Regions from separate parts of the Homo sapiens genome. Here region 2 is linked to region 1. Evidence: read pairs that join two places in POLR2A ChIA-PET (ENCODE). Cell type or tissue: endothelial cell of umbilical vein. All regions are shown on one strand.

Evidence for each region. ChIA-PET counts read pairs that join two places held together with the same protein. Peaks named below come from ENCODE experiments on the same cell type or tissue, not always from the same donor. Only the 100,000 strongest peaks of a DNase experiment are listed, where the experiment ranks them.
Region 2: POLR2A ChIA-PET joins it to region 1 with 6 read pairs; 3 of 35 experiments call an interaction of 5 or more read pairs at or near these places.

The regions. Positions count from the first base shown.
Region 1 is chr1:35,412,317-35,417,316 of GRCh38, forward strand. It overlaps ZMYM4 (zinc finger MYM-type containing 4), which reads left to right. Exons shown (of 30, transcript NM_005095.3): 27 at 1,656-1,767; 28 at 3,150-3,398. Among named protein-coding and RNA genes, the nearest start is that of ZMYM4-AS1, 49 kb to the left of the region's middle. In endothelial cell of umbilical vein, no CTCF peak of the experiment used is centred here; no DNase peak of the experiment used is centred here.
Region 2 is chr1:35,286,281-35,291,280 of GRCh38, forward strand. All of the region lies in intron 1 of ZMYM4 (zinc finger MYM-type containing 4), which reads left to right. Among named protein-coding and RNA genes, the nearest start is that of ZMYM4, 20 kb to the left of the region's middle. In endothelial cell of umbilical vein, no CTCF peak of the experiment used is centred here; DNase peaks (open chromatin) are centred at 1,881 and 2,711; H3K27ac peaks cover 2,272 bases.

The DNA of each region.
Region 1 (5,000 bases):
ATTTTCTATATATAGGATTCTGTCACCTGCAACTAGAGATAATTTTACTTCTTCCTTTCCTATTTGAATGCGTTATATTTATTTTTCTTGCCTGGCTGCTCTGCTAGGATTCGCGGTACAGTGTTGACGAAGAATGGCAAGGATAGGCATTCTTGTCTTGTTCCTGGTTAAGGGGGAAGAGACTTTTTTTAAACATGTATGTTGCGTTATATGTACTGATATATTTCTGTAACTGTACAAAACTCACTTCTGCATAATGGAATTTCTTAAAGATTGGAAATATTTTTGCATATGAATAGTAGTTGACTTTGTGTGATGAGTTTGAATGAGTTTGAATAGTCTACTTTTTCTTTATTTTGAACTTTTTCAATAACGAAGATATATTTTTAAGCTTGAAAGTGACTATATTAAAAGAAGAAAAAGAGGAATACTGTTGAACAACAAACTGTAATCTGCCAATAAGTTCATAAATTGCCTTTGAGGAGGCCTCATAAAAATGCCTATTGAAGTGGTAATTTTTGTTAGCCAGAATAAATTTAAATGGAAATAATTTTCTCCAAATCATACATAGAAATGCAAGAAACCAAGATAGCCACAGAAATATAAATTAAAAATACTAAACCTTAAAAACACCAAAATACTTTTATCACGTAATTACATGCTGCCTTGGATTCCGTTACTACTCATGGTGTGTCCCTGTCTCAATTGATTTTATCTGACCTGCGCCGTCAGTACTTTTTAAAAGAGACAGGGTCTTGCTCTGTTACCCAGGCTGAAGTGCAGTGATATGATCATAGCTTGCTGCAGTCTCAAACTCCCAGGTTCAAACAACCCTCCTGCCTCAGACTCCCAAGCAGTTAGGACTACAGGCATGCACCACCACCCCTGGCTATTTGTTTTTAAATTTTTTGTAGAGATGGGTCTCACTGTGTTGCCCAGGTTAGTCTTGCACTATTGACCTCAAGTGATCCTCTCACCTTGGCCTCCCAAAGCACTGGGATTACCATTCCTGGCTCAATACATTTTTAAACTATAGGTATTCTTTTTGTTCTAGCCTATGATATGGTTGTTAATGGTTATAATTAACATAGTTCAATGTCCTATAATTAGACTTGAACTTTTTTGAGGGCTAGGTTGTGGGGCAGAGTTGAGAGCTGTAGTTAGAAGGCTCCAAATAAATAGTTTTTAAATTTGGGTTTCCTCAGGTCAACTGACATTAGCTAACTGTGTGATTGCAAGAAATGATCTTGTATCTAGGGTAAAAAACAAAAGAGCACATCTGCAGATACACATTATGAATCAGGAAAAACATGATTTGGAACGTGTGCATTGGAACCAAGTTTTAGTATGTCAGTTTTAGGAACTAAGTAAAGGGTTCTTCATAATACTTCTTCTGTACCATCCGTGTTTGAAAACGAAGTACAAAAACTTTACCTTGCAAGGTCAGTGCTGAAGATAATGTGTTAATAAGAACAGGAGCTTTAGCTTGAATTCTAGTGTTTTAACAACTATCTCTAAGGTACTGAGAGGTTAAACATGGTTTATAATATTGTAAGGGCAAAAATTAAGGGTAAACTGTATTTCTTACAATAATTTTTTAAGAACTCATGTTTTCTTTTTATCAACATGTATATTTTCTTTTTTTTTTCTTGTAGTACCTGTTTGAAAATGGTAGAATAGATAACATTTTTACTGAGCCCTATTCCAGATTTATGATTGAACTTACCAAACTCTTGAAAATATGGGAACCTACAATACTTCCTAATGGTAGGGTGATTTTTTTTTTATTGTTTTCATGATATGCTTTCTTAAATTGCTTAACTTTTTTGGTTATCTTTAAAAAAATTGTTCATTTTTATTTCTGTCCAGATTTATACCATATTTGGACTTCTGAGGAGACGGTCTTTGGTTTATTGTTGATTGTTTTAGGAAAACTGTACAAGTCATATAGCACATGTATAGATACTGATTGCAGAAAATATAAACTAATTTGAAGTTACATTTACCTTTTTAGAAACCATTTTTGATCTGGTAGCATTGGTGTAGCTTTCACATATCATATCTGCTAACAGTGGACCTTTTTTGGTAGTTTGTATGTATACTGAACTGTTGTTAAGAGAGTTAAGTCCTCGTCCTTGAATTATCTTTGACCAGATGTCATCAGACAAGTCCATAATTCACTCCAGGTCTCAGGCTGAGGTGAATGAAGAGGTTCAATGTTATGCTTAGTAATATATGCACCTTTCTGTTGGGCTGCAGAGCACCTTTAACAGTAAGCTTAATGATCTCCAACAGGAGTTTGCAAACTATGGTCCATGGGCCAAATCTGGCCTGCTCCCTGTTTTGCAATCTATGAGCTAAAAATTGTTTTTACATTTTTAAATAGTTGGGGAAATTTTTTTAAGAATTCCTATTTCATCATGTGAAAATTATATTAAATTCATGGCTGGGTGTGGTGGCTCACACCTGTGGTCCCAGGTGTGACTTTGGAAGGCTGAGGCAGGAGGATCACTTGAGCCCAGGAGTTCAAGATCAGCCTGGGCAACAAGGTGAAACTCTGTCTCTACAAAAAATAAAAAAAATTAGCTGGGCATGGTGGTGGTGCCTTGTAGTCCCAGCTACTCAGGAGGATGAGGTGGGAGAAGCACCTGAGCCCAGGAGTTTGAGGCTGCAGTGAGCCCTGATCGTGCCACTGCACTCCAGCCTGGGTGACAGAGTAAGACCCTGTCTCAAAAAAAAGAAAAGAAAATTATATGACTATAAATAAATTTTACTGGCATATAGCTCTGCCTGTTTATGTGTTCTCTACAGCTCCTTAGTTTCTACAGCAACAGCGTTGTTCAGAGCCTATATGGCCTACACATCCCAAAATATTTACTTTCTGGCCCTTTATAAAGACAGCTTAACCCCTAATCTAAAATATCAATAGATTAAAACGGTTTCAGGAGACTCCACGAACGGTGTCTACTTGAGTGGAATCATCTGCCTTTTTCTTTGTGGTGCGTTTTCTGGTTTTCTGCATAAGGAAGAGGGGAAAGAGGAATAGTCAGTTTTTCTCTTTATATCTCCCTGTCTTAGAATTTGAGAGATTACTTAGTCTACTTTAGCAGGAGCTCAGTACTGTTTCTTGTACCCCTTCTTCTGTCTAGGTTACATGTTCTCTCGCATTGAGGAAGAGCATTTGTGGGAGTGCAAACAGCTGGGCGCTTACTCACCAATCGTCCTTTTAAACACCCTCCTTTTCTTCAATACCAAATACTTCCAACTAAAGAATGTTACTGAGCACTTGAAGCTTTCCTTTGCCCATGTGATGAGACGGACCAGGACTCTGAAGTACAGTACCAAGATGACATATCTGAGGTTCTTCCCACCTTTACAGAAGCAGGAGTCAGAACCAGGTACGGGATACTGTTTGTCAGATTTCTCTTTGAAGTCTTAGTAGTAGTACTAAAATAGAGAGTTACTGCAGAAAGGTAATTATAAATGCTAGACGTGAAAGAGTGTACCTTTAACATTTGAATATTTTTCTCTATTGTCAGAGAGTGGTCAAAGGCTGGCCTCAAAGTGAGAGGAATCACGTGCTTCAATATACTTTCATTGGCTTTTAAATTAGAAATTTTGATTTAATTGGGCAGAGCTCAAATAGCCTGCATTTTAAAACTTCTCAGGAAATTAAAAAATACAAACAGGGTTGAGAATCACTAATTTACTAGCCCCAGATGAGTCAATCACTAGTTAAACGAAACCTGCAGAACTTTTAGTCCATTGTTTCTAAATCTTTTTTTGACCAGAGCCCCTCTTTTTAGTTAACATTGTGAAATTCTGAAGGAACTTAAAAGCTGACCTACAATATACTGCTTTTGTACACAATAGAATAATAGCAGTGACAATTTTATTAGAAGGTTTATTGTCTTGCATTTCAAAAACAGCCTATTAAATAAGTTTGTTTTTAATGTTCAGAAACTTAATCTTGGTATTATAGGATTAGAAATTAAATTTATTATTTTTTGAATAGAATCATAAGTCCTGAACTTCCCAAAATCAGTTTCTGAGAGTGAAATACATTTTTTGAATGTGAGAATTTAAATCACTGAAACTAAAATCTGTATTTGTGATGTTCAACTTTGTATAAACTTTTTTCTGAATTGTTCATTTACTAAGATTATCTTTTTCACCTAATGTCTGTGTCCTGTTTGCTTAGTTTTATATATATGTAACCCACTTTGTGCTCTCAATTGATTTTTATTTATTTATTTATTTATTTTGAGATGAAGTCTCACTCTGTCACCCAGGTTGGAGTGCAGTGGTGTGATCTCAGCTCACTGCAGACTTCGCCTCCCAGGTTCAAGCAATTCTCCTGCCTCAGCCTCCCAAGTAGCTGGGACTACAGGCATGTGCTACCACGCCTGGCTAATTTTTGTATTTTTAATAGAGACGGGGTTTCACCATATTGGGCAAGCTGGTCTCGAACTCCTGACCTCAGGTGATCCACCCGCCTCGGCCTCTCAAAGTGCTGGGATTACAGGCGTGAGCCACCATGCCTGGCCTCAGTTGGTATTAACTGGGGGAGGGAAAGGCAGGTGGATAATGTTTCCCTGTTTGCTGATTGGGTGCTTGACATGATTAGTAGTGAATTCAGCTTGCTTTCTAAGTGAGTAACTAGCAAAGTCTTTCTATTTAGCTAGCTGCTAAATGGAAAATGGGTGAGTTTTGTTAAAGTAATAATGCAGGAAGCTGGGGAAAGTCCTATACCGGTTGTTAAGAGCAGATATAGGCTGAGTGCAATGGCTCATGCTTGTAATCCCAATATTTTGGGAGGCTCATGCGGGAGGATTGCTTGACCCCAGGAGTTTGAGGCTGTAGTGAGCTGTGATGGAGTCACTGCACTCTAGCCTGGGCAACAGAGTGAGACCCTGTCTCCCAAAAAAAAAAAAAAAAGAAAGAAAACCTTTTTTCCTTAGGTCCATCTAGTGTTCTCTTGAGGAGTGAATGGAAAAAGT
Region 2 (5,000 bases), 130 kb before region 1:
ATTTCATTTACATTAGAGTCAAGAAGAAAAAAAAAATACTGAAACACCTGTATCCCTTTGACTTAACTCCAATAGTCCTTGAAAGATTCCTCCCCGTCCGCCAAAAAAATAGAACCAGGCTCATCTATACATACGCTACTTCAGACCTGGAATTAACTTGTTTTGCAAGACGCCTCAGTACCTTTCAGTGGAAGATGTTATCTGGAGACCACAGCCTGAACTCAGACAAGCTTTTTGAAGTTAGAATCTTTATGAGATGGTGTAAGTTGCTTATTTCCCATTCACTCCTGAGCCTGCCTGCCTCTGTCTGCCTATTTTTTTTTTTTTTTTTTTTAAGAGACAGGATCGTACTCTGTTGCCCAGGTTGGAATGCAGTGGCATGATCACGGCTCACTGAAGGCTTGACCTCCTGGGCTCAAGCAATCCTCCCACCTCACCCACCTGAGCAGCTAGGACCACAGACAATACCCTTGTGCCTGGCTATTTAAATAATTTTTTTTTTTTTTTTTTTTTTTTTTTTTTTTTTTTTTGTAGAGACAGGGTCTCCATATGTTGTCCAGGCTGGTCTTGAACTCCTGGGCTCAAGCAGTCCTCCACCTCTGCCTCCCAAAGATTATAGGTGTGAACCACCCTGCCTGGCCCTAGCTTATCTTTCTGTTTTGGCACTGAAATTCTTCTCTTTAGGAACACTGAAATGATCTAATAATCACCAAATCTAATGGATGCTTTTCAGAGATTATTTTATTTGACTTTTCTTAGATCTTTATTTGACCTTTCTTATTTCTGTTGCCCTTCCTTCCTCGACTTTTTCCTTGTTTTATGAGATGGCATTCTCATGGTTCTCCTCTTGAATTGCTCTTTTTGCGTGCTCAATAAGTGTTATTCCCTCAGCTTGTATTTTCTTGAGCAATCTCTTCTACAATAGTGGTTTTACTTAATTTTTTTTTTTTTTTTACTTAGTATTTTTTAAGAGATGGGGTCTTGCTATATTACCCAGGCTGGCCTTGAACTCCTGGCCTCAAGTGATCCTCCTTCCTTGGCCTCCCAAAGTGCTGGGATTACAGGCATCAGCCACTGGCTTATAGTAGTAGTTTTAGGATCTACCCATTAAGTACATTATGTGATTTCCATTTTACTTCTTCGCTTCTGTTTTTGTCTTTAAAACTAAAAATCTTGTGTTTTTGCTGTCATACAAATACTGCAAATTCACTATGTCTACAACTGAACTCCTACTTCCTTCTTCCCTGCCAATTACTTGCTCACACACCTAGTGCCCTCCCCTTCTCAACTTGTTATTTTTCCTATTTATTTTATTTTTATTTTTATTTTATTTTATTTTTTGGGGGACGGAGTCTTGCTCTGTCACCCAGGCTGGAATGCAGTGACGCAATCTCGGCTCACTGCAACCTCCATCTCCCGGGTTCAAGCGATTCTCCTGCCTTAGCCTCCCATGTAGCTGGGATTACAGGCATGCGCCACCATGCCTGGCTAATTTTTGTATTTTTAGTAGAGATGGGGTTTCACCATGTTGGTCAGGCTGGTCTCGAACTCCTGACCTCGCGGTCTACCAGCCTTGGCCTCCCAAAATGCTAGGATTACAGACGTGAGCCCCCACTCCCGGCCTATTTTTATTTTTATTTTAGAGACAGTCTTGCTATGTTGCCCTGGATGGAATGCAGTGGCAAGATCATAGCCCTCTGCAGCCCCAGTCTGTTATTCTTCACATATTATCTCTATTAGTTACTGGCTTCTAGTCACCCAAGTTAGAAATCTGTGAGTCATCTTTTGTTTCTTCCCTTTCCCTTACTGTTTAGTTTTAATTGCTAAGTCTTGTTAATACTACATCAGGTATGATTTTAAAAACATTTTTGATGTTCTACTGCCACCACCTTAGTTCTGGTACTCATTTTGCATGTTTTGTCTTTTGACTTTCCTTGCTTTTACAACTCTTCTTTTCGCACTCCCTTCTTTACTGTTTCCTCTACCCCATTCATTTTTACACATTGGAGACAGATTTTTCTTCTAAAATGAAAACATGTTTATCTTTGAGGTAACAAGTTGGCTCCCTTATTATTCCAGTTCTCTAAGGTGGTTATTGGTCAGAGTTTTTTCCTGTGGCGAAAGGCAGCTTGCCTTACAGCTCTGACTCCTATCAGAAATTTACTTTTTCTTTGTGGGAGAGTTTCTTTCTGAATGTCTTTGCTACTATCACGCTAGCTTTGGTAGAGGCCCTGCTCGTGACCCCACCCTCTGTGGTGACAGAATCTTTGCCTAATTCCACCCAGCACAGCTGAGACCAGGCTGTGATTATTTCAAAACAGACTTTATTAAAAACTTAGTATAATAGGGAATTGCAGAACAAATATGTATGTATTTATATATGTATTATGTGTGGCTGATCTAGGAGAAATAGGCAGCATCTACTTGCTGAGCTTTCAGTTGTCTCATGGTGAGCAGAGGGCATCTTTTCTTTGAAACTCAGAAGCAGGTTGAAATCTGGGGGAATTAACTTATTTTTTTCCTTTCTTCCAAAGACCTTATTTCATGACCTATAATTTGTGTCCTGGCTGACTAACATTGGGAATATCAGTTCACTTTAGGAGATTCAGTCTCCTTCCTGCTCAGATTTATTGTTACTCTGTCTCCAGTAGAACAAATAGACCATTAGTACAGAAGAGATTCATTCATTGAACAAATATTTAGGACATGTGTCAGATGTGGTTCCAAGTGCTGGACAAAGAATAATAAGGAAGTTAAGCTTTGTGCTAGTGGTGGGGGTAAGATAGAAAATAAAAAAGAAATAGAGAAAATAATTTTAGGTAGTGAAGAAAACAGGACAGCATAAGATAATATGATAGTGATTGCAGTAGGAAGAATAGATAATTCTCTGAGCATGTTGGTTTTTGTGTATGATCTAAAGAGTATGATCTCTTAAAAAGATTCTTTTGGCTCCTGTATATGAGATGAACTTCAGGGAGCAAGATGGGAAACAGAGGGTCAGTTAGGAAGCTATTGGTATAATTCAGGTATGAAAGTAATCATTGGAGTAGAGTGTAGATGATGAGAATTGGTTGGGATATATTTTGGAGGTACAGTCAATAGGACTTGTTGATAAATGTAGTGAAATAAAGAAGACCACTAACCCCTAGGTAGCAGGGTTAGTGCTAGATAGTTGGTGGCACCATTAATTGAGATAGGAAAACTGGGGAAAGAATACACAGTGGTCGGGATGAAGGAGGAAGCTATTATTTCCTTACTTTAGATCACTCCACTGATTTAAAAATTGGTGATTACTTAACACCTACAGTGTAGTCTGAATCAGGGGTTCTCAACGTTGGCACTGTTGGCATTATGGACCAGGTAATTCTTTGTTGTGGGGTATTGTCTTGTGCATTGTGGGATATTCAGCTGCATACTTAACCCACTATCAACTAAGATGTCAATAGCACTGCCCCACTAGTTGTGGTAACTAAAAATATCTCCAGACATTACCAGTATCTTCTGGGGAACAAAATTGCCCCTGGTTGAATACCACTGGTCCAGATACTTTTACCATATATCCTAAAGACCTTTTTAGATTGTTGTATTCTATGTATAATAGCTGCTTTTCATACCATTCACTTATATAAATTATGACAATATATCATAGTGATTGACTTGCCAGTTTTCTTTCTTTTCTTTTTTTTCTTTTCTTTTCTTTTCTTTCAGATGGAGTCTCACTCTGTCACCTAGGCTGGAGTGCGGTGGTGCGATCTCAACTCACTGCAGCCCCTGGCTTCCGGGCTCAAGTGATTCTCCCACCTCAGCCTCTGAAGTAGCTGAGATTACAGATGCGCACTACCACGCCCAGCTAATTTTTGTATTTTTAGTAGAGACAGGGTTTCTCCATGTTGGCCAGGCTGGCCTTGAACTCCTGACCTCAAGTGATCCACCCGCCTTGGCCTCCCAAAATGCTGGGATTACAGGCGTGAGCCATCTCTCCTGGACTGACTTTCCAGTTTTCTTGTCTTTTTAAAAATCATATTTTATTCAGCCATAACTACTAATTGTACTTATGCTTAGCATATTTCTTTCTAGGATATTTCTTTGCAGGTATGTGTTTTTACATGGTTAACATCACATGTACAGTTCTGTTTCCTGATCTTATTTACTTACTTAGTTTTTATTTTTTTAGAGACGGGATCCGGCTCTGTCACCCAGGCTGGGGTGCAGTGGTGCAATCATAGCTCACTGCAGCTTTGAACTCCTGAGCTCAAGGGATCCTCCTGCCTCTCCAATAGCTAGGACTAGAGGTGCATGCCACCATGCCTGGCTCATTTTTCATTTTTTGTAGAGATTGGGGTCTTGCTATGTTGCCCAGGCTGGTCTTGAACTCCTGGCCTCAAACAATCTTCCTGCCTTGGCCTTCCAAAGTGTGTTGGGATTATAGGAATGAGCCACCATGCCTGGCTGGATGAAAATATTCTAGAATTGATTGTGGTAATGATTGTACTGCTCTGAATATACTAAGCACAATTGAATTGTGCAATTTAAATTGATGAGTTATGTGGCATTTGAATTATATCTCAATAAAGCTGTTATTTTTAAAAAAGAAGCTAAACCAAATAGCATTATATGTAGTTTCTGTCTGTAGCTCTAGTTCTCTAGAAATTAAATTACTGGTTCAGGCATGTGATAAATATTTTTGAAATAAGGTTTATTACAGTATAATTTATATAGAGTAAAATTCATCCTTTCATTGTACAGTTCTGTAAGGTTTGACATATGCATATAGTGGTAAAATTAGCACTATAATCAAGATGCAGTACATTTTCATTTCTTGTTCATGGGTTTTTATATAAACATGTTTTCATTTTTCTTGGGTAAAAGGAGTAGGATTACTGGATCATATAAATACTGTATGTCTTCTTATATTGTGTTTTGAGAGTTCTTTATATATTTTGGATACACATCCTTTATTAATGTTTTGAAAATATTCCCCCCAGTTTGTGGCTTGTTTT